Regions from separate parts of the Homo sapiens genome. Here regions 1, 3 and 4 are each linked to region 2. Evidence: chromatin loops called from intact Hi-C (ENCODE). Cell type or tissue: GM12878. All regions are shown on one strand. Region 1 has its middle 28 kb from the start of MIR107. Region 2 has its middle 32 kb from the start of MIR4679-1. Region 3 has its middle 50 kb from the start of MIR4679-2. Region 4 holds the start of LOC124902552 (a long non-coding RNA gene).

The links. Peaks named below come from ENCODE experiments on the same cell type or tissue, not always from the same donor. Only the 100,000 strongest peaks of a DNase experiment are listed, where the experiment ranks them.
Region 1: it touches region 2 in a loop (2.8-fold over the local background); 14 of 110 quality-filtered maps call a loop at or near these places.
Region 3: a loop joins it to region 2, with 5 times the contacts of the local background. A loop is called at or near these places in 9 of 110 quality-filtered maps.
Region 4: a loop joins it to region 2, with 2.1 times the contacts of the local background. A loop is called at or near these places in 13 of 110 quality-filtered maps.

Annotation. Positions count from the first base shown.
Region 1 is chr10:89,560,966-89,568,965 of GRCh38, forward strand. No RefSeq gene overlaps it. Among named protein-coding and RNA genes, the nearest start is that of MIR107, 28 kb to the right of the region's middle. In GM12878, a CTCF peak has its summit at 3,108 (motif pointing left); a DNase peak (open chromatin) is centred at 3,116.
Region 2 is chr10:89,026,839-89,034,838 of GRCh38, forward strand. No RefSeq gene overlaps it. Among named protein-coding and RNA genes, the nearest start is that of MIR4679-1, 32 kb to the right of the region's middle. In GM12878, a CTCF peak has its summit at 3,178 (motif pointing right); DNase peaks (open chromatin) are centred at 3,143, 5,523 and 5,893; H3K4me3 peaks cover 383 bases; H3K27ac peaks cover 954 bases.
Region 3 is chr10:89,109,135-89,117,134 of GRCh38, forward strand. No RefSeq gene overlaps it. Among named protein-coding and RNA genes, the nearest start is that of MIR4679-2, 50 kb to the left of the region's middle. In GM12878, no CTCF peak of the experiment used is centred here; no DNase peak of the experiment used is centred here.
Region 4 is chr10:89,081,431-89,089,430 of GRCh38, forward strand. LOC124902552 (a long non-coding RNA gene) reads right to left here and starts at 5,644. Exons shown (of 3, transcript XR_007062379.1): 1 at 5,547-5,644; 2 at 2,877-2,997. RefSeq lists enhancers at 3,086-3,285, 5,166-5,698. In GM12878, no CTCF peak of the experiment used is centred here; a DNase peak (open chromatin) is centred at 3,161.

The DNA of each region.
Region 1 (8,000 bases), 530 kb after region 2:
ATAATCCAGCAGTTGCACCCCCTGGTATTTACTCAAATTAATCAAAAATTTATGTCCACACAAAATCCTGCACATGGATGTTTATAGCAACTTTACTCATAATTGCCCAAACCTGGAAGCAACCAAGATGTCCTTCAATAGGTGACTGGATAAATTGTGGTACATCAAGACAATGAAATATTATTCAACACTAAGAATAAATAAATTGTCAAGTCATGAAAAGACATGGAGGAAACTCGATGCACATTACTAAGCAAAAGAAGTCAATCAGGGGAGGCCCAGGTGGGCGGATCATGAGGTCAAGAGATTGAGACCATCCTGACCAACATGGCGAAACCCCCTCACTACTAAAAATACAAAACTTAGCTGGGCATGGTGGTGTGTGCCTGTGGTCCCAGCTACTCAGGAGGCTGAGGCAAGAGAATTGCTTGAAACCGGGAGGCAGAGGTTGCAGTGAGCCAAGATTGCGCCACTGCACTCCAGCCTGGCGAGAGTGCGAGACTCCAACTCAAAAAAAAAAAAAAAGTCAATCGGAAAAGACTACATACTGTGTGATTCCAACTACATGATATTTTGGAAAAGGTGAAATTACAAAGAGAGGAAAAAGATTAGTGGTTGCCAGGGCTTAAGGGGAGGGAGGGATAAATAGGTGAAGCACAGGGCATTTTTAGGGCAAGGAAACTGTTCTGTATGATGCTCTAATGACAGATACATGACAGATACAGATACATTATATATTTGTCCAAACCTGTAGAACATACAACACCAAGAAGGAACTCTAATGTGGGTGGGTGGACTTTGGGTGATAATGATGTGTCAGTGTAGGCTCATCAATTGCAACAAATGTACTACTCAGGTGGGGAATCCTGGTGGTGGGGGAGGCTCTTGGGAGAAGGAATATGCAAGACTCTTTGTACTTTGCACTCAATTTTACTGTGGACCTAAAATGCTCTTTTAAAAAAAATCTATTAAGTGTGTTTTAAGTTCATGATGAAGAAGTCTGGTAGTTAAATCTTGCAGAATGCAATCCAAGAGCTCTCATGCTTGCTTGTATTCCTTACCATTCTGGGAACAGAAATATTCGTGATAACAATGTGCAGGTGACAGCAACTTCAAGACATGCAGGAGAGTATGCTTCAGGATTTCAGTATTTGGAAAGGACAAGTAAGTAATCCTCTTAGAGAAAAAGATTTAGAAAACTACCTCATCTGACTTCAGACTTCAGCATAAACTAGTAATCTTAACAAATCAGCTGGCTAGGATGGATGGAGAACAAAGATACATAGACATTTCCCATTATTTCTGTAAACCAGAAAGTGTCGGAGACAGGTCTCAATCAATTTAGAAAGATTATTTTGCTAAGGTTAAGGACGTGTGCCCTGGAAGCAGGTTTGTGCCTTTCTCCAAAGATGATTTTGAGGGCTTCAGTATTTAAAGGGGAAAGAGGAAGATATTTTTTAAAAGGTATGGGTAGGTAAAAGACAAATGGTTTTATTATTTTGAGTCTTTGATCAGCCTTTCACCAAATACACAATTTACATGTGAAAGAAGGGTAGAGGAATAGTCACTTAAGCCTTTTTCTAGCTCGGTGAAACTGCATTTTTACACCAGAGAAAGCCATCAGATATGCATTTGTCATTTGTCTCAGGTAAGCAGAGGACTTACTTACAGTTCTATCCTTTGTGAAGATAAGCTTTTGTGTTCTAGCCTTCACACCTGGGAAGATAAGCTATCAATTTACATTGTCAGGGTAACATTCAACAGAACCATTTTAGGATAAATGGGGGCCCATAAGGAATTTCCTAGTGGGCCAATTGTGAGGGAGGTGTGTAGCTTTTTAAAAATCTTTGAAGCTATCTTATTTAGGAATAAAATGGGAGGCAGTTTTGCCTGACACAGTTACCAGCTTGACTTTTCCCTTTGGCTAAGTGATTTTGGAGTTCCAAGATTTATTTTCATTTTAACAGTTCATAAGATCACCAAAAATGTTTTATTTAACATCAGAACGAAGATAGTGAATAAGAGTACAGAGTTAGAAGAAAGAATTCCACACATCCCTAAATTTGGACAGTTCTCAAAAGGTTTTAACTACTCATGATTCTCTGCAAGACCACTTGGTTACAGCATTCCTATTAGGGAGCTTTGAGCAGAGGACGGTCTTTCCTTCAAGGCCTCACCACCCTAAATCCTATGCCTTAAGACCATCAAAGGGTTGGAATGTGCAATTTTACCTTGTCTGTTATTGAGAACTTGTCTATCTGGGTAATATTAATAATACTTAATATTTTATGGAATATATACATTTGCCATATATTGTTCTATTTATTTTCCTTGCGGTCACCATTTAGTTTGCGTAACGACCCAGTGAGGTGAACATAACATTATCTCATTTCACAAGTAAGGAACCAAGGTCCAGAAAGATTACTGTGTTACTAGGTATCAGTTTGTAATCCAGAAGACAGTTTGACTACTGTGTCATGCTGTCTCTTAATGACAACAGCTAGCTCCAGGGCCTCCAGAAATCGTTCCACAGGTTGTTCATTGGGCAAGTTTGCCACCCAAGAGTGTGTGTGTGGACACACATCTAATCCCCACTCAGCTTGCCAAACTGCCAGCCTACAGGGCTGCATCTGCCTGGTCTTTACCTAATTAGCCCAAAAGTGCTGCAAGCCAGGTACTGAATTGACAACTTTGTGTGCATTATAACATTTCATCCAGGTGTCCCCATGTCTCCACCATCTTGCTTTCAAGGTCCCAGTACTTCCTACACAATGCAAAGAAATCTGTATTGCTTATATTTTGAGAAATTTACATCATTTGAATTATTTGTAAACCTCATTATGAATACCACCTCTTTGGTTTTATCTGTCAAAGAATGCCTACAGATGCTAATTTATTGGGCAACTTTAAAAATTGCCCAATTTTTAAATTTTTAAAAGTTTTAAATTTTTAATTTTCAAATTTAAATTTAAAATTAAAAATTTTTAATTTTCAAATTGAACTGATATAATTTCATAGTTTAGTTTGGTTAATTTCACTAACCAGTATGGGCAATGACCAGGAAATTCCCAGGAAAGTAATGCCATCTAGCGGTAAAATCAGGGCAGATGTAATATACCTGCAATAAATGACAAAATTACAGAACAATTACTCAGACATAAAAAGAAAGGCAACACTGACACCTGCTCAATGTGGATGAACCTTAAAAACATTGTTATAAGCAAAAGAAGCCAGACACAAAAAGTTACATAACATATGATTCCATTTACATGAAACATCCAGAATAGATAAATCCACCATGACAGAAAGCAGATTGGTGCTTGCCAGGGGCTGTGTGAAGGGGGAAATGTGGAGTCAATGCTAAAGGGCATGTTTTCTTTTGGGTGACAAAAAAGTTTTGAAAGTAGATGCTTTAAATGTTCTAGATGTTGTACGAGATTGTGAATGTACTAGATGCCACTGAATTGTTTGCTTTAAGCACAATAATTCTATAGGCACATTACTTTGTAATATTCATATTTACACAAAACATATAATAAACCATATTTGTCCTGCCGTATATTAACTAAGGCAATGTTCTAGGCACTACAAAAAAAAAGACAAAGCTGTAAAAATCAGTTTCTGTTTGTAAAATATGTAACTGAATGGCGAAAAGTTGTACATTTAAATAATAGTACTAGAAGGTAGAAGGTGGTAAGTGGCACAGAGGAGATAAAAGATAATTATTCTGGTCAACTGGAGATGGATGACAACACTTCACAGACGGGGTTCAGGAAGGGTGGTCACACAGGAAAGATTCCAGGAGAAGTGGTTTCTGATCTGGAGCTTAATGGTAAACAACACACCATGTGGAGAATCTCAGCTTAAATTTAAATGCCGAGGCATCAAGCCCAACAAACACAACAGTGTGCATCTTTCTGATGCCTGTTCTAGCAGTGAGATCCAGGCACCAGGCTGCCTGAGAGGCAGCACCCACCTCGAGGGCACTAGGCAAATCCCTGCAAGTGAATTCCCACCACGTTGCTTTGAGAGCTAGGGGTAATCTGTGGAGTCTTTCCATGCAGAAGAATTCAAAATGAATTGTGCAAGTCGGCGCCTAACTCCCTACTCCTTAAGTGTAAGCTGTGCGTAGTGACTTCCCTCCAAAGAACACAGTATGGAAAGAGGAGAAAAAATAGAAACTTTACTTTGGAGAAACTTGATAAATACTAACTCTGCCAGGTTGACAAGGTCAACATCATTAGTGATAAGTCAGCTTGATAGTTTGTACCCTTGACAAGTGACAAGAATGTCACTTCTGTGGTCTTCCTCCACAAAATTCATAAGTCTAACTTAATCATGAGAAAACATTAGACAAATCCCAACTGAGGGACATTCTACTAAATGCTTGCTCAGTACTTCTCAAAACTGTCAAAGTCATCAAAAACAAGAAAAGTCTGAGAAACTCTCACAGCCAAGAGGTGTCTAAGAAGACACGATAATTAAATGTACTGTGGTTTCCTGGATGAGATTTTGGAACAGAAAGAGGACATTAGGTAAAACCTACTGAAATTTGAATAAAGAATTCACTTTAGTTAATAATAATGTATTAAATTTTTCCATTAATTGCAACAAATATACCATGCTAATGTAAGATGGTCGAAGGAACTGGTGCAGCTTTTAAGGAACTCTACTATCTTCACATTTCTTTTCTAAATCTAAAACCGTTTTAAATAAACAATATTTCAAAAAATATATAAACACAAAATAAAAGCATAGATTTGTGTTAAATTCCATGCATTTAAAGAAATATAATTAACATAAAGAACACATATACCTAAGCCCATCTTAATTTCTTGGCATATAAAACCACTTTGTATTCACCTCCTAACCCTTTGTCCTCTCATAACCTTATCTTGAACTTCATATGCATTAATCCTATGTATATTATATATCCTATGTGTATTATATGTTTCCAATATGTAAGTATGTATCCATAACCATTTTATAAAGTATTACATATTTCCATGAATACCTATAACCGCAAGTGAATAGAAAAAATTTGGAAACATATTTGTTACACTGACAGCAGTGCTTACTTCAGGGAAGATGGAGAGTAGAATGAGTAAAGTGGAACTCTCCTTTGACATCTTATTACTGATATGTTTCAAGGACATTGCGTTATTTTACAACGTTTACATCGGCAAAACATAAATATAAAGAAACGTGGTTGGGTCACATCATCCTTCTGCTCCAAAAACCTTTTATAAGTTTTCTTCATCTTGCACAGTGCCCTGCAGCCAGAAACTCTCAATTAATGTTTACGCATGCCAAAATTTTATGAGCACTTACCTTAAGCATTCTTTCCTGCCCATTAATCCAGTGGTTCTTAACCCTGATTGCATATTACAATCACTTGAGGAGATTTTAAAAAACAAAAAAACAAAAAACAACAAAAAAAACATACTGACGACCTGGCTTCTCTCTCGACAAATTAATTGGAATCTCTGCAGGTAGGGTCAAGGGATCTGCATTTTCACAAGCCCCTCAAGTGGCTTCTATGCTCTTTAAAGGCCATATCACAGACCAAAAATTTAAGCAGGCTTAACTTACCACTTGACGGAAGCCATCTGGATGGTTCTTGGTCTCATTAGCAAAATAAGTATCCTGTGTTGTGAGAAAACTACTGATTGCCAAATGGAAATAACTGCTTGAAAAATTCAACAACGTTTATTTTTGTAGTAAATACAATCTTGTAGATAGAAAGCATGTGTCCAGGTAAAATATTTGTCAAGCCCTTTGAATTGTAGCAAGTGCTTAATAGGCTCTCAAGAAATATCTATTGGATGAATGGTTGAATAAATAAGTGAGCAAAAAATTTACCAGGGAACCCAAGTAAGCTAACGAAAGTCTAACTGATGGAAACATCATTTGTTCAAGATTTACTGAGTACCTACTATGTGCCAGGCCCTGTACTAAATCCTAGAGTCATTGAGTTTCCACTAAGACACACATTTTTTGGTTTTTAGTAGCTGAAATTGAGGAGAGAAATACTGGCAACATGCATATTGCCTGTAAACATTTCCCTATTCTTCTAATCTTTTTTTATGAGGAAAATGAATTGTCTTAGTATGGGAATATGCGCCAATACTGTCTCTAAAGAGTGAGAAAATAACATAAACATCCCAATGAGAGGATAGAATAGCTGAAAGAGGGTGGGAAGCTGGAAGAGAATGTCACGAAGCAGAATCCTAACATCTGACCTCCAGCCTGGGGTTAGATATTTGGCAGCTTACGCTCCCTCTCCTAAAGAGCTGTACATGTCTTTGGAGCATTAATTCTGAATTAGCATTCCAAGCTTTCTGTGTGCTTCACTAAGGACCAGGCAAAAGAGGATAAATTATATTTAAGTCCCCTCAAACTTCAAATCAGCAACATTTTAAGAAAATTCAAATAGACTACTTTTTTCATTAATATACAGTGACCGTGTGCTCCTGCCATCTATTTTAAATTACAAGTGCTACAATGGCTACATATTCTTAAAAAAATATTTGAACCAGCTGCCAAGATGAGGTTTTATTAATAGCACATTTTTTAATGCATATAGTTTTAAATTCAATATGTAACAGAAGTATGAAGATTTTCCAAAAGGCTAGAAAGCCTTTTTAAAGTAGAATGAAATGTAAAGGTCAGTTATAGGACTGTTTTGTTTCTTTACTAAAAACAGAAAACTTTCCCCTTCTTAATTATGCCAATTGACTTTTTTTAGTCAATGTGTGTTATGAATCACGATCATAACCTTGACTTGATTTAAACAGAAAAATGTGGTGTGGTCATATGATTAGAATGTTGTTTGTAATCCCACCCTTTTGTTAATTAAAATATCAACTTCCACTTTTGAGAGAAAAAATCTCGTCTTCTACCCTATCCCGTATCATTATCTTCAGGAAAGCAACAGTTATTGAAAATAAAGTAATGGGGCATGGAGGAAACAAAAAAAAGATAAATAATCACCAAACAGTGTTGACTTTCTGAAAGCAGAATATGCACCCCAAATTCTTAACAAATACCTCATTCTGTGGATCATATGAGTAACTAGCCATTAGAAGAGCCAGCTGTGACTTAAAAGAACTGAATCCTGGCTCAAGTGATGTGATTGGCTCAAATGTCAAAATCATTGAAGGATTTTTGGGTGCCCCATGTTGACTCTTTATTTAAGTATAACAAAGAAGTGTTAAGAGGTCATAATTGCAGGAAATACTATAATTAATAAAAGCTTACTTTCAATAGAGTTCTAATTATAATATGTGGCTATTATGTGGATATCCACATATTATTTGGATGGATATGGTAGAAATAGCAACCTATGAACACACGTTGCAGCTGAGTCCACAAAACAGCGATGTAGACATAGACATATGTATGTATCTTTCTGGTGAAATGATTTATAAAGCTTAAGTTTTCAAAACCTTATACTTTCAGAATATAGTGTATACAGAGCAAAACCAAAAAGTGGACTTAAAAAATTTACATTTCCACTTCATTATCACCTCATTTAGTAGGGAAAAAACACGTCTCTAGTTCTGGATAAATAAAATGACCATAGGGAGAAAAATTTTAGCAATTACATGGTATAAGTGGAAGAAGATATATTTAATAATCTTTCATATAATATGGTACAGGTCCTCCAAAGTAATATGGTTTCAGGATATAGATATATCCTGATATTCATCTAGATATTTGCGCATTTATAGAGCTTTATAAAGAAGCCTAAATATCTAGATGAATAAGTGATTTTTTAGTCATCTGGGAATTTCGACATTTCAGAACCTGAAGAATTTAAAATAACCCCTCTCCTATTTTCAATTCAATTCATGGCGAGCACTACTAATTTTAAAAAAGAAATAATGATTTTTCTATTACTTTTATTTTGAAATTTTGGAGAAATGTAAAAATATTTCTTAAGATAATGAGAGGGACTTGGATTCTCCCAACGCAGAGATAGATCTGGGGAATCAACA
Region 2 (8,000 bases):
ATACAAAACAGTTTTAAAAAGAAAGTGCAAAAGGCCGGGTGTGGTGGCTCATGCCTGTAATCCCAGCACTTTGGGAGGCCGAGGAGGGTGCATCACCTGAAGTCAGGAGTTCGAGACCAGCCTGGCACCATGGTGAAACCCCGTCTCTACTAAAAATACAAAAATTATCTGGGCGTGGTGGCACGTGCCTGTAATCCCAGCTACTCAGGAGGCCAAGGCAGGAAAATCACTTGAACTTGGGAGGCGGAGATTGCAGTGAGCCAAGATCATGCTACTGTACTTCAGCCTGGGCAACAGAGTGAGATCTGTTTAAAAAAAAAAAAAGTGCAAATTAATCCCAATCCCACTGTTCAAAGGTAACTCTTGTGAATTTTTAGATATCTACACACACACAAAGTTAAAGAAAGGTGATCACACCATACACGCTTATAACATGCTTTTTACTCAACAATGGGTTATGGTTGCTATTCCATGTTAATAAATAAAAATAATTTCTTTTTAATATTCCTTTTAAATATAATTGTTATGGTTTGGCTGTGTCCCCACCCAAATCTCATCTTGAATTGTAGTTCCTATAATTCCCATGTGTCATGGGAAGGACGTGATGGGAGGTAACTGAATCATGGGGATGGGTCTTTACCATGTTGTTCTTATGATAGTGAATACGTCTCATGAGATCTGATGGTTTTATAAAGGGGAGCTCCCCTGCACATACCCTCTTGCCTCCTACCATGTAAGACATGACTTTGCTCCTCTTTTGCCTTCAGCCATCATTGTGAGGCCTCCCCAGCCATGTGGAACTGTGAGTCCGTTAAACCTCTTTCCTTTATAAATTACCCAGTCTCAGTTATGTCTTTATTAGCAGTGTGAAAACAGACTAATACAATAATATTCTTTTTTGGTACATAGTATTTCACTGCTTTGGGGTATCATATGTTGGTAAAATACAAATGTTATCATAATTTATTTTGCTGAAATACAAATGCTATTAAAGAATGTGAAGACATTTAACCACTATGGGTCATGAACACTTTAGTTCTTACTTGACTTATTTAACCTTAAACTAAAGACTTGGTGGGGGAGGGCAAGGAGGCCATGCCCCAGGAATTGGGCATAGGTCTGCTGTGTTAGCAGGCTCAGGTGAACAGAGTGTCTCCAGATGGCTGAGGAAAGGGAGAGCTCTGGACAAAGGATGAAAGAGAAGAGGTTGATGTTGAAATGGACTTCTCTAGGTAGATACACTTGGGTTGGCCCTGTCTGGGGCTTTGGGCCTCTCTAACTCTCAACTTCCAGTATAAGTCTAAGCCAAGTTCAAAGGTATAGGTTCTGGAGCTTCTCCCAACAGAACAAGGTCGTTTCCATATGACTCAATACTGGCCAAACAGCTAGCCAGTAAGTTATGGGGAGGAGGGAAAAAAAAAGAAAGTACTTAATTAAAGAGGGAGGAAATTAACTTTATTGAGTGCCTACTATGTACCATCGTATATGCTTACACAAAAAAGTGTTTGGCAAAATTCAATATCTACTTATGACAAAAATTTTTATGAAACTAGAAATAGGAGGGAACATTTTCAATTTGGTGAAAGGCATCTAGGAAAAACCATTGACTAACATCAGACTTAATGGAAAAGAATTGAGTGTATGTTATCTGACTACTCCATCCAATGGTTCTGTTATCCCCACTTTACAGATAGAGGAGACAAGGGCTGAAAATATCAATTAACTTGCATAAAGTTATACAAAGAAAATTCTAAGAAATCAGGAGGCTATTGTTAAGAACACTTGCAATCTTTAACGTCCTGCTAGGACTAAAAAATTGTGTCTATCCTCTTCCTACTTTGAAATTTGAGTTTGATAGATAGGGTTTCAGCAGCAACTTGGAGATGCTAAACAACAAATAATATCAGATTCACTCTGGAGGCTGCAGCAGAAAGATCATCAAAGATATGGTTTGGAAGATGTGACTTGAGGGGAATAAAAATGAAGTTATTGAACCAAAATTAGCCCTGTTTATGGGTTTGTTCATTCATTCAATAAATGCTTATTGTATTTCTACTCTGTGCCAGGCACTGTACTAGGTCTGGCTTATATACATGGTTACCTCCTGGAACCATTAGTCAAGAGGCAGACACTAATGGGATAGTGACACAGTTAAATGCTAAACACAACTTTGGCAGATGTCATTAGAAGAAAATGTAATGTGGGAGCATGACAGGAGGACTTGACTTAGTGTGTGAAGTCAGGAAAGTGACCAAGGATCTGAAATCTCACGAAACGAAGGTCTTGCTAAAGGTTCCCTGGCAGGAGCAAGAAAGAGGAGCAGAGAGATTGGAGGAAAGGAGATCAAGAACAGCCTGAAGCCTGTTCATGTGGGGGTAGTCACTGACTGTGGCTTTACTTATACAGCAGCTTGGGAGGTTTGACATTCAAGGCAGGAGAAGTACTTGTAAAGATTGCCCAAACTGAGGACTTATTAATAGCTGACAACTTCCACAGATTCCTGGGATGGCTTGAGCAAACTTTTTTGTTATCTTGAAGGCTGAATGTTTCATGTTTTTGTCCGCCTAGCCATACAGCACTAGCTGTGTTTGGGGCCCTCCACGTAATTCTGTGGTCTGTATCATGTGTCTGCCAAGTGAAACCCCCCATGAAGATTTTCTTGTGAATTTCCAGATGTTAGTGTGTTGAAATTGAATGGAGAAGAGTCCCTCTTATCTCTGTATATTCCTGGGAATTGAAAGGGATGGCGGTCCCTCTTCCCAACATTGAAATCAGCCTTGGCTTCTTCAGGAAGATTTTGTAACTATGACAAATATATATATATATATTTTTAAAATTTTCATTTTAGGGCCAAAGTTCTAGAAAGCTAGACATGTGTCAGCTGCAGAAAGTATCCACCGAGATGAATGGTTTTGGCTCTGCTGGCTATTGCATGGCATGATGACCTCGTGTTCCCAGCCCTAAATGAGTAAATTAACCTCAGCTAGGAGAAAAAATCTTAGCTACAAAACCAAAGGCCAAAGTCCAGAGGACTCGTCAGCTTCATCAGTAGAGAGTGAGTATAGCTCAACACAAATCCATCACTGAAAGCAGTGCAACCAAGGCAGCGGCGAGGTTGGTGGGGGCTGGGAGGAATCAACTTCTCTAATGACAGACAAGGCTGTGCTTCACTTCCACATGGCCACAAGGTGGCAGTGTTTCTCCTGGTACTAAAATTTGCCCCTGCTTGTATGAAAAAGACTTATTCCCTATGGAAACAATGTCTGTCATTTCACATTTTGATTCATTTTTTTTCCTCAACAGAGAAACAGGCCAGCATGGGGTAAGGCAAGGATTAAATGTGAAATCGGGTAGTCCAGGTTCTAATTCTAGCTCTGCCGTGAACTAACTGTATAACTTTGGATTTACCATGTCTGAGTTTCAATTTGCTCATCCACAAAATGGAGATACATCTCGCCTGCTCTTCTTATAATTGTCAGGCACAATAATAAACTATATATGCAAGTGTGATCAATTATAACGTACCATAACACTGGTTCTTAACTTTTAATATAAGAATCACATGAGGAAATTTTAAAAATACACACCCTCAAGGCCCAGCTTCTAAAGATGTTTCAAGAAGTCCAGGCCTATGCCTTAGAGTTTGTATACTACTACATATTCATCTGCAGGTATCAAGATGATGAAGGCCTAGGGACCACAATTTGAGAAACTACACTATGCAAATATATACCAGTAGAAAGTGAGAGGTTAAGGCACAGAAGTTTCTCTTACCTTTTCATGTAATGGTATTTATTTTTCTCTATTTTGAGTAAAAGTTTTACAAACACTCCACTACCCTTAGATTAACTAACTGAGGGCAGAAGTCTATATTTTATTCACCTCCTTATGTTCACAGCAATTGTTAGGATGTTAATTGGATAATAATCAGATAACAATGGTTATCTGAATCTTTGATGGAGGTAATCTGTAGAGCATCCCTAGCAATGTCACTCCATTTACAGGGATATTTGGTGATAGGACCTGGCAGACTCAATAGAATTCACCTGAGCTTTGCCTTTGTACCCCCATGGGCTCATTTTTGTCACCTAGTAAGTGACCAGTGCCATTTAGCAATTGCTGAATCATGGGCTTCACTGTGCTGAAACAGTTGTGCAGGAAATTTAGCAATGAGGTTCCATAAAACTCCCGGAGTTTTCTGTCACTATGGTTATCACAGATCACCAGGGCTTTTCAACCAGCACCGGCAGTATTTTCAGGGTCTTTAAGAGAGACTTAGCCCCCTTACTCCTCAGAGGGTGCTCCCTGCTGAGCTGTTGCCCTAAGAGAGGGTCTAGTTCAAAGGTGAATATAGCAGGAGAGATGTGCAGTCTGGCACCTTGGGCCTGTGGCCAGGGTACAATAGCTCGAATGTGATATCCCCAGCACCTGAATGTGGATATTCAAATCTCCTCTTAGGTAACAGCAAAGAAGACTCTTAGCAAAGTTGTCAGAGGCAGCTACGGAAACTTGCTGTATTCAAATTTCACATTGATAGAGAAAGGAAAGTGCTTAAATTGAACCATGGGCTTTTAAATCTTTCAGCAAATATTTATTGAGCAACAGTTGTTTTTCAGCAGGAACCATTCTAGGCCTTTGATTAAAATGTGAGTAAAATATCCAAAGACTCTGCTATTCTGAGGTTGAGATTCCAGCAGCAGGAGATGGAAAAATAATAAACATAATGATTACATAAAATACTTTATGTTAGGAAGGGATATATGATCTGGTAAGTAATGCAGGGTATAGGAGATTGGGGAGAAGTCAGTGAGGGGAAGAAGCAAGGTGTATTATTAAATAGAATGGTGAGGAGAGGCCCCTGTGAGATTGGAACAAAGACTTGAAGAAGAGTTGTTCAAACAGAGAAAATAACAAGAGCAAGGGTCTAGGGCCAGAGCACGCCAGGCACTCAGGAGGCATAGCAAAGATGCCAGTGCAGCTGCAGTGGATGAGCTCAGGGAGATCACGGGAATCCAGACCACATAGACTTGGTCCTACTGGAGGACAAGGATTTTGCTGAAGGTATCTTTGTATCCTCAAGGACGAATATTGTGTTTTGCTTGCACCAGAGGCTCGAATGGATTGGCCTCAGGATAGGATAAAGCCTTGGGGGAGGTTGTGCCACAGGAAAGAGCTGAAGGTCTAGCCTTCAGGGAATGGGCACCCCTTTGGGAAAAGAGATAATTCACGAGAAGTGGGTATAGTATGCATGCTGGAGTCAATTGCAGTGTGGAGAGCTGCAGAAGAGCATTTGCTGAATTAGTGGGACCCTAAATCAGTATGGGGAAAGGTCCCCACTGCAGCACTTTCTACACCTCATCCTCCTATATTCTACTTGTGCCTGTGGCCTTTTCTCCACCCCGCCCCCTGCCCACTCAGCACTCAACTGACCTATGCATAACACCTTAGTCATCCTTTCACTGAGAAAGGACTTTCTTAAGAACTTAGAATGCGGAAAGTCCCTTTCTCCTTTTCCTCTTTTTGTTTTCAATTGAGATGAAGATCACATAACATAACAATTAACCATTTTAAAGTATACAATTTCGTGGCATTTAGCACATTCACAATGTTGTGCAATCGCCACTTCCATCTAGTGCCAGAACATTTTCTTCACCTCAAAAGAAAATCCATTAAGCAGTCACTCCCCACCCCTCCCTCTCCTCAGTCCCTGGAAACCACTAATCTGATTTCTGTCTTAATGAGACGAACTCTTCCAGATATTTTATGTAAATAGAATCATATTCTGTGTAGCCTTGTGTGTCCAGTTTCATTCACGGAAATGCGTTTCTTAACTCTAAAAACAATCCAGTAAAGATGCAAATTTTAATTACTGCACAGTCAGGAAGGTAATGCAGTGGCAGCTAGTTATGTCTGATGGCAGCAGTCCAAGGCTTTCAAGATTTCTTCAGCTTCTGAAGGTGACATGAGGAAAATGAAATGTACATAATGCTTGTCAGACTTCTATTTCCTAGAGCCAGTAAGCTTTGGATAAAGATCCAGAATATGGACGACATCAGTAATAGCTCTGATAGATCACCTCACAGCCTTACCTCATGTTCCGCCCTTAACTGTCAATAACAGCAAGTGTTAGAACAGGTAAGTTTACTGTGCTGGTTTCCTGTGGAGGGTGGGAGTGAAGAGAGGTTTGAGGTTGTCTTATTCTTCAGTCTGGGTGTATTATCATCAGTCCATGCAAGAACACTTGAAAACATTTTTTCATTTATGTATTTTATTCCCAGACTCCACTTCTATTGGCATTCCTAATAGGTAGCCATTCTAATGTATTTAAAATGCACGTTTCTCTTTGTGTGTAGTAATGTGAACTATTTATTGCTGTCTTGTGTACCTACATTTTTTTTTTTTTTTTTGAGATGGAGTGTTGCTCTTGTTGCCCAGGCTGGAGTGCAGTGGTGCGATCTCGGCTCACCACAACCTCCACCTCCCAGGTTGATTGTATGTTAACATATCTCATGATATTTCCACTCAATATGATGTTTTGAAGATCAATCCATATATATGTACGTAAATAAGTCAATAAACTTTTGTATATTAACCTGTATATATAATTCATATATTTGTAAGCATCATGTATATCACACACATGCATACACATATATCTAAATATACATCATATATCATATATCATATGACATCATATACATCATATATATCACAGCACCTTGCACAAACTTGGTGTTAAATAAATTAGTATCAACAGAAGGATCAAGTTTTGCTTTTCATACCCACAAAATAGTTTCTTTCTAAACTAATCTACCTTTTTGAAATGCAGGATAAATATAATACTATTATTCAAGATAATAAAATCACTTCATACACACACGCACACACACACATATATATATACACATATACATACATATGTATGTATATGTATGTATATGTGTATGTGTATATATATACTGGAGGACAAGGACTTTGCTGAAGTCATCTTTGCATCCTCAAGGACGAATATTGTATTTTACGTGTACCAGATATATATATTCCATTTTGCAGTGGGTCTTATTACCCTCATTTTAAAGATAAAGAAACTGAGGCTCCAAGAAGATGACTTTGTACATATTCACACCTCTTGCTGCTGACAATTCAAACTGAATTCTTGTACTCCAGAGAGACTCCTGATATCATGAGTAGTGTCATTTGTTGGAAATCATGGTCATGCCTTCACTGGAAGCCTAGTGAACTTTCACTGAACACCAACAGGCATCTGGCCTGAGATCTAGAGTTAACTGAGTGGGTGCTTTTCCCCCACCCCGAGTCAGTTCTCAACTGATGCTTTTTTTAAGGTGAACAGACCAGGCTCAGGTCAGCCAGGTACTTTCTGTGCCTCATACTGTCTTTCACAAATGTGGGGTGTGTGTGTGTGTGTGTGTGTATGTGTTGTGAAGTCCCTATTCTGTATTCTGTTTCCAGCTTACAAGATCCAGTGGTTTCTAACAAGAGCTACAGTGGCCTTGTTTGTTTCCAGGTGATTCTTTCTTGATGGCATTTGGCAATATGATTGAGACGACAGCTCGCTGACTTTAGAAACATATGTACACACCTGTAATGTGACATTTTGTTAACTGAAAAAATATGTATTGAATATTTGTCCAACTACATCCTAGCACTCATCTAAACGCTGCGCATATAGCAATGTACTCAATGTTATTACCACAATGAGTTTACCTCATGATGAAAATATACAGCAGAAAATAAATATAGTAATTAAATATTTTCTACTCTAATAAAGAATATCAAGAAAAAGTACAGATGCTATGAACTGATATAGCAAGAAAACCTTATTTAGACTGGGGCGTGGGTGGAAGATCAGGGGGAGGCTTCCCAAGGAAATGACCTATGTTTCCTTCCATGTCTAAATGTATCTCTGTATAGACATGAACGGATAATCATGAAAACTTAAAGGTGACTATCTCCAGGCAGTGGAATTATGTGGGATTATT
Region 3 (8,000 bases), 82 kb after region 2:
ACTGGATTAAGAAAATGTGGCACATATACACCATGGAATATTATGCAGCCATAAAAAATGATGAGTTCATGTCCTTTGTAGGGACATGGATGAAGCTGGAAACCATCATTCTCAGCAAACTATCGCAAGGACAGAAAACCAAACACTGCATGTTCTCACTCATAGGTGGGAACTGAACAATGAGAACACTTGGACACAGGAAGGGAAACATCACACACCAGGGCCTGTCATGGGGTCGGGGGAGTGGGGAGGGATAGCATTGGGAGATATACCTAATGTAAATGATGAGTCAATGGGTGCAGCACACCAACATGGCACATGTATACATATGTAACAAACCTGCATGTTGTGCACATGTGCCCTAGAACTTAAAGCATAATAAAAAAATTATAAGAAAGAAAAATATATTTGCTATTCATTAAGTGGAAATGGATCATCATAAAGGTCTTCATCCTCCTTGTTATTGTTGAGTAGCGCTGAGGAGGAGGAGGAAGAGGAAGGGTTGGTGTTGATGTCTCAAAGGTGGAAGAGGCAGAAGAAAACTTCCTCATAAGTGGACCTACTTAGTTTAACCCTGTGTTATTTAAGGGTCAATTCTGTGTATATATTGAAGTGATACTGTAGAACAATAAATGCAAAGAGAAATTTTTTAAAGCAATCACATACAAAGATAATTTACCTACAAAGAAACAAACATCAGGCAACAGCAGATTCTCAAAAGCAACAAGAGAAGTAAGGAAAGTAATGAATATTTTCAGATTGTGGAGGGAAAGTAAATGTGACTTAAGAATTCCATACCATCCAAACTATTATAACAGAATGAAGGAAAACAATCGACATTCTCAAACAAAGACTGAGACCGTCTATCACTCTCCTACATTTGCTGAAAGAGCAATAAATAAATATATTTCAGGAAGAAGAATTTAATGGTGTATATTATTTTGTGCTTATGGTTAAATGTTTCAAAGTTAAAACTTGAGGATAGAGATGCCTTCATACCACTAAATTGCAAGTTTTCATAGAGTAATGTCTTTGTTTTATTAAACTTTGTATGCTCAATCTTGTCTAATGCCTGTCATAAAATCATGCCCGCAAAACATTTTTTGTTTGTTTGCTTTCATTGAATTGACAATAACAAAAAGAGTAAGACTGATGGAAAAATCATTGGATTTAAGTTATGGTAGTCCCTCAAGTTTTCCTGGAAGTTTTTTGTTTTATGACCTGCGTGCCTTTGTGCATGCACACACACACACCCACACACATTAATGTGGGATAGTTATCACTGAAATAGTCTATTGTATGACTTGTATTTGTTAATCTGGTAGGGTGGATTGTTTACTGCATTAGGATATCCCATTCTTATTTCCCTTCTGCATCTCCACACCTGATTGCTTGAAACAATTATCAGTCTCACAACAAACTGCCCTTTGTTTCCTGTAGAAAGAGGCATAATTTGTTTCAGCTCGTTCCTTTTCCTGCCATCAACCTGCTCTTAGTATATTCGGTCTTCTGCCAGTCCTGGACAAAGTCTTTAAACGTTCATGATGTAAAACTTTGAAATTTTTCAGAAAAATTTTTTTGTAAATGTGAGTTTATATCATGTATCTGAGAGTTTCTCTAAAAATTCGAAAGAGCAACCTGGTCATAAGTCATGTGCCTATGTCCTAAGAGAGAATTCTTTTCATGTATTGCAGTTGTAGAATGTGAAAGAAATTATTTTGGTGTCAATGCCAACATATTCAAATTTAAATTTAATTCCTTAATTTAAAATAATATTTTTTAAGCAGAAAGGAAATCAAGGTTATTAAAGGGATGTAAACTTCAATGGGTAAACTTTAATGGAAAAGCAATGTTGTCTGTTTAATAAGAGGTAATTTTATTTGTATAGTATTTTTAAACTCCTGAAGGAGGTAACTTTTATGAAAACCCACAGGAAGTAAATATTTTCTCCTCTGGTAATGAAAGTTCAAATGAGGTCATCTATGTATGTGCCTGGTGCAGAGGCTGGCACGTGCATATTGAATGTGATGGACAATCAATAAACTTTCATTCTCAACCCTCTGCTCTACTTAAAATTGACTAGGATAATAGCTAACAATTATTGGGCACTTATACATTACCTACGATTTTTACTTTAATTATTTCATTTAATTTCCATAAAAACTCTGTGAATTAAGTACTAGCTTAAATCCATTTTAGATCTCAGAAAGTTTGAAGCATCTAGCCATTTGTAATTTGCCCATGGTCACACAGCTAGTAAGGGGTAGACCAAGAATTTGAACTCGAATCTGTCTAGCTCCAGAATGTGTACTCTTTTTTTTATAATTGTCTATAGCTGTATGGTACAATGTGTTTTTTATATAAGTATACATTGTGGAATAATTAAATGAGGCTAATTAGCACATCTATCACCTTAAATATTTGTCATTTGCTTGCAGTGAGATTATTTAAAATCTCTTTTAGCTATTTTGAAATATACATGATTATTACTTACAGTCACTGTGCAATATAATAGAACACCAGAATTTATTCCTCCTATTTAACTGAAATTTTGTACCTGTCTACTGATGTCTCCCTTTTCTTCATTCACCCCCCACCCCCAGCCTTTGGCAAGCACCATTCTACTCTCTACTTCTATGAGTTCAACTTTTTCACTTAACATAATGTCCTCTATGTTCAGACATGTCAAAAATGACAGGAGTTCTTCTTCTTCTTCTTTTTTTTTTTTTTTTTGAAACAGAGTCTTGCTGTGTCACCCAGGCTGCAGTACAGTGGTGTGATCTCAGCTTACTGCAACCTCTGCCTCCTGGGTTCAAGCAATTCTCCTGCCCCAGCCTCCTGAGTAGCTGGGATTACAGGTGTGCGCCACCACGTGGCTAATTTTTGTATTTTTAGTAGAGGCAGGGTTTCACCATGTTGGCCAGGCTGGTCTCGAACTCCTGACCTCATGATCCGCTCACATCTTTCTTCTTTTTTAAAGGCCAAACAGCATTCCATTGTGTATATATATATCATGTTATAAAATTCATTCATCCACTAATGGATTCTTGGGTTGTTTCCATATCTTCCCTGTTGCATATAGTGCTGCAATGAAGATGGAAGTGCATATATCTCTTTGACATACTGATTTCAATTCCATTGGGTATAGAACCAATAGTGGGATTGCTGGGACATATGGTAGTTCTATTTTTAGTTTTGCAAGAAATCTCCATGCTGTTTTCCAAAATGACTGTGCTAATTTACAATACCACCAACAGTATACAAGTGTTCCCTTTTCTTCACATCCTCACCAGCACTTGTTATCTTTCATCTTTTTGATAGTGGCCAATCCATTAGGTATAAGGTGATGTCTCATTGTGGTCTTAATTTGCACTTCTCTGATAATTAGAGACGTTGAACACTTTTTCATATATTTGTTGTCCATTTTTATGTCCTCATTTGAGAAATGTCTGTTTATGTGTTATATCCATTTTTATAGGGTTATTTTCTTGCTATTGTGTAGTTTGAGTTCCTTGTATATTTTGAATATTAGCCCTTTATCTGATGGATGATTTACAAATATTTTCTCCTAATCTGTGAGCTGTTTCTTGACTTTATTATTTACTTGGCTATGCAGAAGCTTTTAGTTTGAGGGAATTTCATTTGTCTATTTTTGTTTCCATTGTCTGTGCCTTTGGAGTCATAACCAAGAAATCACTGCCCAGACCAATGTCATGCGGCTTTTCCTAAATGTTTTCTTCTAGTTATTTTATAGTTTCAGGTCTTATATTTAAGTCATTAATTCACTTTGAGTTGATTCTGGTACAAAGGGTGAGATAGGAATTCATCTTCCTTCTTCTGTATGTGGATATAGTTTTCTCAACACTGTTTATTGAAGAGACTGTACCCACTGTGTTCTTGGCACATTTGTCAAGAATTAGTTGACTGTAGGCAAGTGGGTTTATTTCTGGGTTTTCTACCCTATTCCATTTTTCAGTGTATCTGTTTGTATGCCAGTGGCACATTTGTCAAGAATTAGTTGACTGTAGACATGTGGGTTTATTTCTGGGTTCTCTACCCTATTCCATTGGTCAGTGTATCTGTTTGTATGCCAGTGTCATATTGTTTTGAGGACTATAGCTTTGCAGTACATTTTAAAGTCCAGCAGTGTGATGCCTACAGCTTCATTCTTTTTGGTAAAGATTACTATGGCTATTCAGGATGTTTTGTGGTTCCATACAAATTTTAGGATTGTTTTTTCTATGTCTTTGAAAATGCCATTGGGATTGTGTTGTTGTTATTGTTGTAGAGACAGGGTCTCACTGTGTTGCCCAGGTTGGTCTTGATCTTCTGGTATCAAGCAATCCTCCTACTTTGGCCTCCCAAAGTGCTGGGATTACAAGAATGAGCTACCACGCCCATCCAGCATTGGAATTTTAATAGAGGTTGCATTGAATCTAAAGATTTCTGTGGGTAGTATGGATATTTTAACAATATTAATTTTTCCAGTCCATGAACAAGGATATATTTCCACTTATTTGAGTCATCTTCAATTTCTTTCATGAATGTTTTATTGTTTTCAGTATATAGCTCTTTCACTTCCTTGGTTAAATTTACTACTGAGTTGTTTTTGGTGTTTTGGTTGTCGTTGTTGTTGTTGTTGTTTTTTGCTGCCATTATAAATGGGATTGTCTTAATTTCTCTTTCAGGTAGTTGATTGTTAATATTTAGAAACGCTATTTTTGTAAGTCAATTTTGTATTCTATAACTTTACTGAATTTGTTTATGAGTTCTAACACATTTTGTTGTGGAGTTTTTAGGATTTTATCTGTAAGATCAAGTCATCAGCAAACAGAATTGTGCTCTTTGTGTACTATGCCTTTCACCTCCAAGCTATCATTTTAGCTTGGAATGGCTAGGTAAAAGCTTCAAAGAAAAGAAACCATAATGTAAGTCTGTACATCAAGTCTGTAGTACATCACAACATTTGTATAAATATCAGAAAGTTCAATCAGTAATGCATGTTGGAAAACATATAGCCAATGTAAGAAATTCAGTTTTTATTTATACTGCCAAAAATTAAAGAGACATTGTCTAAATTTCCAAGTTGGAATGTAAAACTTCGGCCACTGGATTTCCAGTTGACTCTGACAAAATTCATACCAGAGAAAATATAGTAAACTTCAAGAGATGAGAATCGTGTGTAATATACACTACCATCTTTAGAAAATCAAAGTACAGTAGTAAAATTCAGTACTTTTAAAATCCAACATGGCTTTTTATCTAGAACTAGTAATATAGATGCAGTTGCCTAAGGTTTAGTTGGGTAAACAAATACAATTAGATGTTATTTTTTCAGAAAACATCTGGTCATCACTAACCTAGATTAAAGTACTGTGTTTGGGGAGACCCAGTAAACAAAAGTAAATTAAATAGATCTGCATGCTACACAAGGAGTTTGTAATCTTAAGTTTATAATAAAATGAATTCACTGATGGCAGCAATCCAGAGAAGTATGCTAAATTCATTGACATGTTGGTAATTATCACCAAAGTTGTACAAAGAACAATAGGAGTTCAAAGAAGGAGAGATCACCTGAAGTTCAGATAATCAGAGAAGAATCAAGGTAACATCTGAGCTGAGCATTGAATGGATGGATAATATTTGGGGAGGAACTGTCAGAATGAAAATCCAGACATTAAGAAATAATGCAAGCAAATCATTCTGGTAACTACCAGGCCTTGAATGTACCTGAATACACCCCTATTAAAGATTTCACCACTTTTTTATTAGTTTACTTTACTAATGTTTTACAAATCTAAAAAAAAATTGATCTCTACTGAATGTACGTTAATGTTCATAAAATGTATTCATTCAATTATTTCTTCTATGTGTCAGAAACTGTGTTATGGCTGAGAGGCAGAAGAAAGCCTATCTCCTGTCTCTAAGGAAACTGGTTTGTTTAGTAGCAGACAAGTAAGCACATTGTTAATTAAATATATGTGTGTTTATATATATAATTAAATATATATGTGTTTATATATATACACACATATATATAAACACATATATAGTAATAACACAATTTGAGATTTTCTGGATTTGGGAATAAGAGATCATGTCAAGCTTGTAGAAAAATAATTTTTAATGACTCCCAAAAGAATCTACTAATCTCTAAGTTAAAAAAAAATATTTTTGTCTAGAATAGAGAACAATGGGGAGGAAGGGCAAAGGGACTCAAATATCTGCAGTTAAAGGAAAAGGAAAATGAGTCAGAAAAGGTATTAAAAGAATTTGAAGAGAGTTTTGGTTTGAGAAGAATAGCATTTTGGAATAGCAGAAGATTCCTGGGATCAAGGCAAAGATGACATCCAAAGAAAGAATTCATGTCAGGAAACCTGGTAAGAGCCAAATTAAATGAAATAACTACCAAAACTATCTATTCCAGTAGCTGCTATGCATGTATCACCTTATAATGGATTTGGGGGATGGAAATTTCAGATTAAAAATATGAACTCTATATTACTATATGATCATACATTGACAATAAAATTTTTCTCTCTCCTCCTGATGACAGAGCTGAGATTCACTAGTCTCAAAATGTTGAGTGTTTTAATCTCTAAAGTTGTTGTATTTTTAAGCCATAGGAACCTCATCAAGGCATAACGTTTGTTGTTGTTGTTGTTGTTTGAGATGGAGTTTTGCTCTTGTTGCCCAGGCTGGAGTGTAATGGCATGATCTCAGCTCACTGCAACCTCTGCCTCCCAGGTTCAAGCGATTCTCCTGTCTGTCTCCCAAGTAGCTCGGATCACAGGCATGCACCACCATGCCTGGCTAATTTTTTTGTATTTAGTAGAGATGGGGTTTCACCATGTTAGTCAGGCTGGTGGTGAACTCCTGACCTCAGGTGATCCACCTGGCTCAGCCTCCCAAAATGCTGGGATTACAGATGTGCGCCACCGCGCCCGGCCGGCATAACGTTTTAATATATACTACATAAAGAAAATGGTGACTAAATAAAATATATAGCATTTTATACCAAATTATCCATATTGGAGAAGAGAAAGTATTGAAGGGTAACTAATCAAAATACATATTAAAATAATAAGGTTGGACACTGGGAGAAGACAAGTTTGGCTGCCAATCTGACAATGGCCCTTGGCATTTGCACTGTATAGGGTCCTGTCCTCTAGTCGCAGTTCATTAAAATAGTGATGACATCTGACTCAAGAAATGCCAAAGAGTCTTTTCAAGAATTTAAATGACTCATTGACTCCAGGGAGTCAACTCCTGGAACTTGAACTAAGAAGCCCTGTTGGGAACTGGGGTAACCATGAGCAAGCAGAGAAAAGCACCAAGATCAGACAGAAGCAGGGAAGGGTAATGAGAGAAAAGGAGAAGCACAGAAAGAAGTCAGTACACACCATTTGGAGATAGGGAAGTCAGTATAGGAGAAGGTGGTGAAGAGACAGGGGAAAGTTTCTGATGGCTTTCCTTCTTTTGCAGATGGTTCTTTGTGTAGTTCAAATGTGCTTCCTGCCTTGGATTCTAAAACCACTGCATTGAAAGTCCCCTTTATTTCCAAGTAAGCTATTTTGAATAACTTTTTAAAAATTAAGTTAGTGTGAATAAAAAGAAGTAGCCCCCGAGAAACAGAATGTCCTATATTTCAAAGTCATACTATTTTAAAATATTTGTTCTTATTCATCCAGGTCATAGTGTCACTATCTCTGATATCACTAAGGATTTCATATCTCTGCTATTACTAAGGATTTCATAGTTACTTGCTACTCCTTTTAAAAAGGGTGGATAGAAGAACTTCTCTAAATGTCTAGTAACTTTAGGGTTTTTGTATATTAAAAGATGCCAGGTGAGAGAAGACAAAGAGAAAACAAGTGGAAATATGGTTTTCTGTGGAAGGTATGATAGAATAATGCCCCACTTCCAACCCCAAAGATGTCTACATCCTAATCCCCAGACACTGTGACGTGAATGTGTTACTTCACATAGTCAAAGGGACT
Region 4 (8,000 bases), 55 kb after region 2:
CTACAAATTTTGTTAGTCTGTTAAAATATTATACAGTACTGTCTTTGAAAATCTTTATTATAATTTATTTTATAGACCATGAATTATATAGAAATTTGTTTTTTTTTTCTAAGTATGTGAGGTTTACCTATTAATATATTTAAAATGAATTTGTAACTTACACTTGTGGTCAGAAATCATGCTCTATGTGATTCTGATTCTTTGAAATGTGTGGAGGCTTTCATTATGGCTTAGTGCATGATCAATTTCTGTGTGTACTTGAAAAAAATGTATTTTCTCTATCAGATGTAGAAATCTACATGTGCCTATTAGATCAAAAATGGTTTTTTTGTATTATTTAGATCTTCTATATCTTTGCTGATTGATGTGTCTAACTTAGTAATGGAGAGTGATATGTTGAATCACCTTCTATGATAATGAGTTAATAATTTTATTCCTACAATTATATCAATTTTGCTTTATCTATGGCAATACTTTTATTAGATGCATATATGCTTAAGATTGCTCTATATTCTTAGTAATTTGAAACTTTCATTTGTATATAGTGATGGTCTTCATCACTAATAATATTTTTGTTTTAAAGTCTATTTCATCTGATATAAGTAGAGCCACACCACTTTCTTGGGCAGCTACACCAGTTCAAGATCTTGTCCCTACCACTTACCTTCCGAAGAAAATGTTTTGGAAATAATCCCCCAACAAATGCATGTACACATCCACACACACACACACACAAATACATCCACATCCACATCCACACACACACACATCCACACTCATAGACAGATATATGCCTCCCCACCGGACAAACCGAATTTTAACTCTGAAAAGTTTAGAGAGCATTTGGGATGAATCATGTTAGGCAGGTTTATGTTATGCTATTATTGTGCTTCCTTGTTCCCGTTACTCCCCTTCCTTTTCTAGAAACGAAGTGCTTTTAATACTATTGTATGCTATTAACAAATAGTTTAACTCTCACATATGCATGTTCCAATTCACCAGCTAGACTTTTTGATAGGAGTCCTAGACAGTCAAATTCTATGACCTGATATTCCCCATATATTCTGGCATAATAATATGAGCAGGTGTTCCCCTCTCTGACCAGAGTTGAGGCTGCTGATACCCTGTTTTCAGCTGAAAGTTGCTCCAACTTCTGCCTCTTTGAATTGTGCTCCCTTTTTAAAGGTCTTTCTTCTCTTCATCCTTTCTGTTTTGTGCCTATAAACTCACCTTCTGCCCAGCTATTTTTTTCTTTATGTTTCATGTTTTAATTTTGAAGATTTTAATTATAAAATTATATTAATAATGAATAATGTAAATAAGATATTTTAAATACAGAAAAAATTTAATATCTCCAGCAATCACACCTCTTAGAGACCACCATTACTAATATTTTGCTATATCCCCCCAATGATTCATATATATATATATACTTTTTTTTCATTACCAAACTGCCATTACTTTCTACATTCTGCTTTATGGCTTTCTTCTTACTTAAGATTATATCATAAGTATTTTATCATGGCAATAACTACAGTTAAGGACATGTCTTTATGTTAGCATTTGGTTGCAATTCTTTTTCAATCATATAGCTATACCAGAAGTTATTTAATTTATGTTCTATTCTTGGACATTTGGGCTGTTACCAATTTATTGATATTACAATGCTGATATGAACATGCTTGCTTGTAAATTCTTGTATCCATCTCTGATTGGTTCCTTATGACAAAGTCTTAGAAGTGAATGTTAACCAAGTGTTTTTCCTTTTTTAAATTTCACCGGGTTGCTATGTTTTGTATCATTCCCTTTGACAAGTGACCATCAACTTAGGCTTCTACAATATTGCATCCCAGCCAGAGTCTATGGCCCCATCAGGCTTCAGTTTGGGAAAAGAGAAGAAATGCATAGCAGATGCTCCTTTAAATTTTATTCATGTGTAAGTCTTCTCGAGGTCATAAATGTAGCCTATCCATTTACAACATCAAATTCATAGCAAGAAATAGTGAGAAAAGATCCTTTATAACCCTCCTTGACTAGCACCTAATGATATGGGAGCACTGGCCACTTTTTCAGTCGTCTTGTGCCTGGTTATGAAAATTATGGTTAAACGTCATGACTTTGAGATAATTTGAAGCATTTGGAATCCAAGTTTGTTTCTTCTTTTAATCTAGGTACATTTGCTGGCATCTCCTGATGTTCTGTCTTTCCATAGTTAAAATTTGGGCTGAGCTTTAAGGAAATTAAGGAAAGACTACTTTCACCTTTTGAGGCTCCCACTGTTCTGATAGGCAAGCTTGAATAGCTAGGCTACAGGACAGCGCATTTTTCATTTTCCCATTTGGGACCAGAATTGCAGCCTATATGCAATTACCAAGACTAGTCTCTGAGGCAGTAGTCTCTGACCATCCACTTCAACTGCACTCCTGCATGATGCCCTTACATTTCTGTTGTCTGTGTTGAGGAAAATCTGGGACATGAACGCATGTGGTAAACTACAGAACAATAGTAATAAAATAGTTTTCATTTGTGAAACCCTTCTTTGTTCTAGAAGCTGTACTCTATAGTTTACAGGCCATCTCCTTCAGTACTGTCATCACCAAGAGGTGGATATTATTGTCCCTTCCATTTTACAAGTGAGAAAATTGAGGCCAAGTTAGGTGGGTAGTTTAATATAAGACTCTGCCTCAGGAGAGGTATGCAGGATTAAAAATAAATTTAGAGGCCCAGCGTGGTGGCTCACACCTGTAATCCCAGCTCTTTGAGAGGCCGAGGCAGGCGGATCACAAGGTTAAGAGATCAAGACCATCCTGTCCAACATGGTGAAACTCCATCTCTACTAAAAATAAAAAAAATTAGCTGGGCAAGGTGGCACATACCTGTAGTCCCAGCTACTCAGGAGGCTGAGGCAGGAGGATCACTTGAATTCGGGAGGCAGAGGTTGCAGTGAGCCGATATCATGCCACTGCACTCCACCCTGGTGGCAGAGCGAGACTCCGTCTAAAAAAAAGAAAAAAGAAAAAAGAAAAAAACCAAAAATGAAAACAAAAAATAAAAATAAAAAAATAAATTTAGAAACTCACAGCTCACAGCCCACACAGATACCATGGACTTTCACTTTCCATGGTTGCATCAGAATAACATATGAAATAGAAAGTGAAAGAACTAAAGACAGAACTTTGAGCAACATCAATATTTAAGTGGCAGGAGGAGATAGATGAGTCAATGAAGGTGACTACAAAGAAACAGTCACATTAAAGAAGAACTGGAAGAAAATGAAAAAGGAGCAGTGGTTTTCAAAAAGGGAGGAGATGTCAACAAATATCACCAAACACCAGAGTAATAACATAAGGTCTAGAGATGTCTTTTATTCAAATGTCCATCAGTAGGAAAATGTATGAATAAAATGTGTTATATTTGCATATATTTGACTAGTTATTATATAGCAGTAAAAATTAATGAAATCAATTGACATGCAACAGTATGGATGAATCTTAGCAATATAACATTAATTGAAAACAGTTTCTAGGAGAATTGTACATAGTATGATACTCTTTTAAAAAATGTTCAAAACTAAAATAAAGGAGTGATGAACATAGCATTTAATATAATGAGTTACCTGGGTGAAGGGAGTAAGGGGAATGAAATGGTGGTTTGAGCATAGTTAGGGGTAGGTTATTTTTGAGGCCTTGACTTTTATTTCATTGCTATATTTTAAAAATACTTTATCAAAATTAACTAAAGGTAAATGGGCATTGAATGACCAATAATAAATATGGCATGAACCAGGATTATGACTGACCTAATTCTGTTCATTGAAGGAACAAGAGAAAGGGCGAGAGAGTGGAGAGGAAAGGGAAAAAACATGTCTCTTGGATTGAGCAAGCTGGAAGTTAGTCACCAGTGTCCCTAAGCAACACTTTCAGAGGACTGCAGAAACAGAAGACAATTTGCAATGTAGAAAGTGTAAGTAGTGCCCATGTTTTGAAAAGGTTGGTTGAGAAGTAAAAGGAGGAGGTAGAATGTTGAAGGGGGAGTACGGAACAGCCCGGTGGCCTCTAGGCCAGACTTCCTGGGTCCGATTCCTAGCTCTGACATTAATTAATAAACTAGGTGACTTCAGGAAGGTTACTTGACTTCTCTGTGTCTCAGATGTCTCAAATATGAAACTGAGAAAGGGAATGTTTAATAGTGTCACTGTGAATATTAAATGAGTTGTGAAAAAATTGGAACAATACCTTATGTGTTTGCTAGATAAGCATTGCTAGAGGAGATGCAGAGTAAAGGAAGTTTTGTTTTGTTTTTTAAATTTTAAAATGAACGATATTGGAGAAAAAGTTTGACTCTAGAAGAGAAATGAAGTAATTAATGGAGTAAGGTCCTGGAAGAGGCAGGCAGGAATGGAGTCTAGAGGACAGATAAAGAGATTTTTTTCTGGATAGGGAGAAGATCAGAACTTGTCCTAAGAATAGAGAAAAGGAGTGGTGAGTGCAGGAGGAGAGACTTGAAGAGGCAGCATAGGAGAGAGGTTCTAGGATAGGAAGTTTGCCCCTAGAGAATAGTCATTATTATTCTCTAGGACAAGTGTGCAGAGACACTTGCAGCTAAAAGAGAGGATTTTAAATGTTCTCACCAAAAAGAAAAGATAAATATATGAGGTGATGGATATGCCAATTTGACTGATTTAATTATTCCACAATATATACATGTATTGAAACATCACCTTGTGCTCCATTCCAGAACTTGCTGGAATGTCCACCATGAGTACTGAGAGAGGAAGCTTATTAGGGGCACACACATTCACACACAAAAAAATTGGGGAGTGGTGGTGAATATCCACTCAAGTTGGATACAAGCAATTATACTAATACCAATGCCCATAACTCTGTGTGCGTGTGTGTGTGTGTGTGTGTGTGTGTGTGTGTGTGTGTTTCAATAAGTGGTTGTAGAAGGCAGACAGTTGGATGGTGGATGGCACCCAGGTTTAGTACTTACAGGTTGGATATTTAGGGCAGAAAAGAGAGCTGGGATGTTGGAGATTCTGGCAGGAGGATGAAGTGGATTAAACAATACCTCATGGATAAAGCTTGCACACATAAAGAAGTAAAGTAGGAGGGGGTGGCATTTGGGCAAAAAAGGCAGTTGCAGAGGGACTAGTAAACTTCATTTGCTTAAAGTGACATCTTACGAATAACAGAGTTAAAGGGAGAAGAGGCTATGATCAGAAAACAGCATACTAGTTTCTGCTGCAGAACATCTCCAGTTGATGTAAAGAACAAGTATGACCATAGAAAAATAGAGAAGAATGAAAGTAAAGGCCATTGTAATCATGAAAATCAAGGAAACTTGAAGTGAGGAAGTTGCTTCAGTAATTCCTCCACCATCTTATATACACAACAGAGGACTCTACCCTGCCTACCAGCAGGGTGCCAGCTGCTTACTGGTAACAGCTGTGGTGGCAGAATGGACCTTTCTCTTGGAAATAGTCATTGTCTTCTCAGTAAGCTAATGACATGATGCAATCAAAAGGAAATGGAGTGCGAGCTTACAGTCTGATGAATCTTCAGACCTCTTGGATGAGGACAGCTAATGATGCAAGTCAAGGGCGCAGCTGGAGACCCACAGAAGGCACAGCAGTGAGTCACGTGAGCTCCTCAGAACCGGCCACCAGAACTTCACCACCCGCCCTCACACATGGCGGGCGGAAGTTCTAAAAATGTCCCAGAAGGGGACTCAGTCCCAAAGGCAGAACCACTTCTGGCAGACTGCATCGTCCCTCCCTAAGTGCTTTTGGAAATGTGGGAACAGACATTTTCTCTGGTCTCCGGAAGAACGTATGAAGACTAAACTGCTGTGGGTTTGGGAAAAACTGATGTCAGAGATGCTTATTTTCTCTAGTCACTGGAACTCATTCAAATCAGTAAATGCTTTTTGCTGAGCTTTTCCCATTTCCTTGAACGTAGGAGATCAAACCTCACCAACACGACTGCCTCCACCCAGCTACACAATGCAGCCCTCAGAAACAGATGTTCTCAGTTCCGGTTAAAGTTAGTATTTAGTAACCCTGCTCTCTTAAAGACTCCAACTGTTGCCACCCACAGAGCACACAGATTTTCCACCCATATAAGAAGATATGGAGGGAATATTGGGGAGAGGGGAAGGGCAATGTTTTATGCTTCTGTGCAATGGAAAATATGAATCCCAGAACCTGTTAGATTTGAATGTGAATCCTGGCTCTATTATCTTAAGAAATTAACCTCTTTCAGCCTCAATTTCTTCATCTGGAAAATGGAAACAATAATATTTTATAGAATTAATGACAGGATTAATCATGATAATATGTGTAAAATGCTGTGTATGGTAGGAAGAGTAAGTTCTGATGTTCTATTACACCACACAGTGACTGCAGTTAACAATAATGTATATTTCAAAATAGCTAAAAGAGAGGATTTTTTTTTTTTTTTTAGACAGAGTCTCGCTCTGTTGCCCAGGCTGGAGTGCACTCGGCTCACTGCAAACTCCACCTCCCAGGTTCAAGCGATTTTCTTGCCTCAGCTTCCTGTAGCTGGTATTACAGGCACATGTCACCACTACCGGCTAGTTTTTGTACTTCTAGTAGAGACATGGTTTCACCATGTTTGTCAAGCTGGTCTCGAACTCTTGACCTGGTGATCTACCCACCTCAGCCTCCCAAAGTGCTGGGATTACAGGCATGAGCCACCGCGTTTTAAATGTTCTCACGAAAAAGAAATGATAAATATTTGAGGTGATGGATATGCCAATTTGACTGACTTGATCATTCCACAATATATGCGTGTATTGAAACATCACCTTGTACTCCATAAATATATGTAAATATTATTTGCCAATTAAAAATAAAACAGATTAAAAATAGTAGGTGATCAGGTAATGAGCCTACATATTCTCCTCATATTACTTTTTATAAGTGGCATGTCCTGGGGACAGTGACATGGCAGGATATAACATGTCACCTTATATTCTGCTATTAAATTCCTAAGACTATAATATACTCATAATTTCTCTCCTGTGAGTTGATTTTTACATTCTTTCAATTGTTACTTATTTCCCAGTTGACCTCTACCTCCTTGCATGATTCTTCATCTTCTGTCTTTAGATGGTGTTTACCATAGGAAGACAAGCTCTTTGGGATACCAGTCTCTGGAATACTAGCCAACAGCAATGCTAGATACTATGTCACTGCCGAACTCATGCAGTGCACACTCAAGGGTTTTTGAGTTATTAATCCTTTTGAAATTACCTTCACAATATCAAAAACTCACTAGAAATGCATGTTAATATAAGACTAGCTTTTTAAAAATATGTGATCTTGTTAGAAATGTGAGCATCATATATGCAAACAAAGTTATTTACATATTATAGTTAATTATCCTTCAGAGTTAGAAATCAATTAGGACAGGAGTTCTCAAACTTTGCTGCACACTGGATTCACATGGGGACCTTTAAGAAATACAGGTTTCTCTTTGCCACTTTCAGACATCTGTAACTCAATTATTACAAGGCATGACCTGAGCATCTGGATTTTTCCAGATAACTCTAACATGCAGCAAAGTCTGGGAACTGCTGTTAGTGGCTATTATGCACCCAAGGACCATCGTTAAAAGATGCTTACATCTGTACACGTGTGTTTATATTAATGCTACTCAGCTTGCATTCACTGATTCATTCAATAAATATTTGTATAAGACATTAGGAGATACAATGTTGTTAAAATATATTATTTTTAAGAGTACTACTTCCTCACAGTTGGTTACATAATTAGGGAAAACACCTTATTCAAGATGCAGCATAAAATGTATTAGTCAAGAAGAGGACTTTTTTCAGTAAAAAGATAAGCCTTACCAACTCTATGACAAAATAGTCTGCTATCAGACTTACCTCTTTCTCTCTCTCTCTTTTGAACTTTTAGGTTCATGGGTATATGTGCAGGTTTGTTATATAGGTAAACTGCATGTCACAGGGAT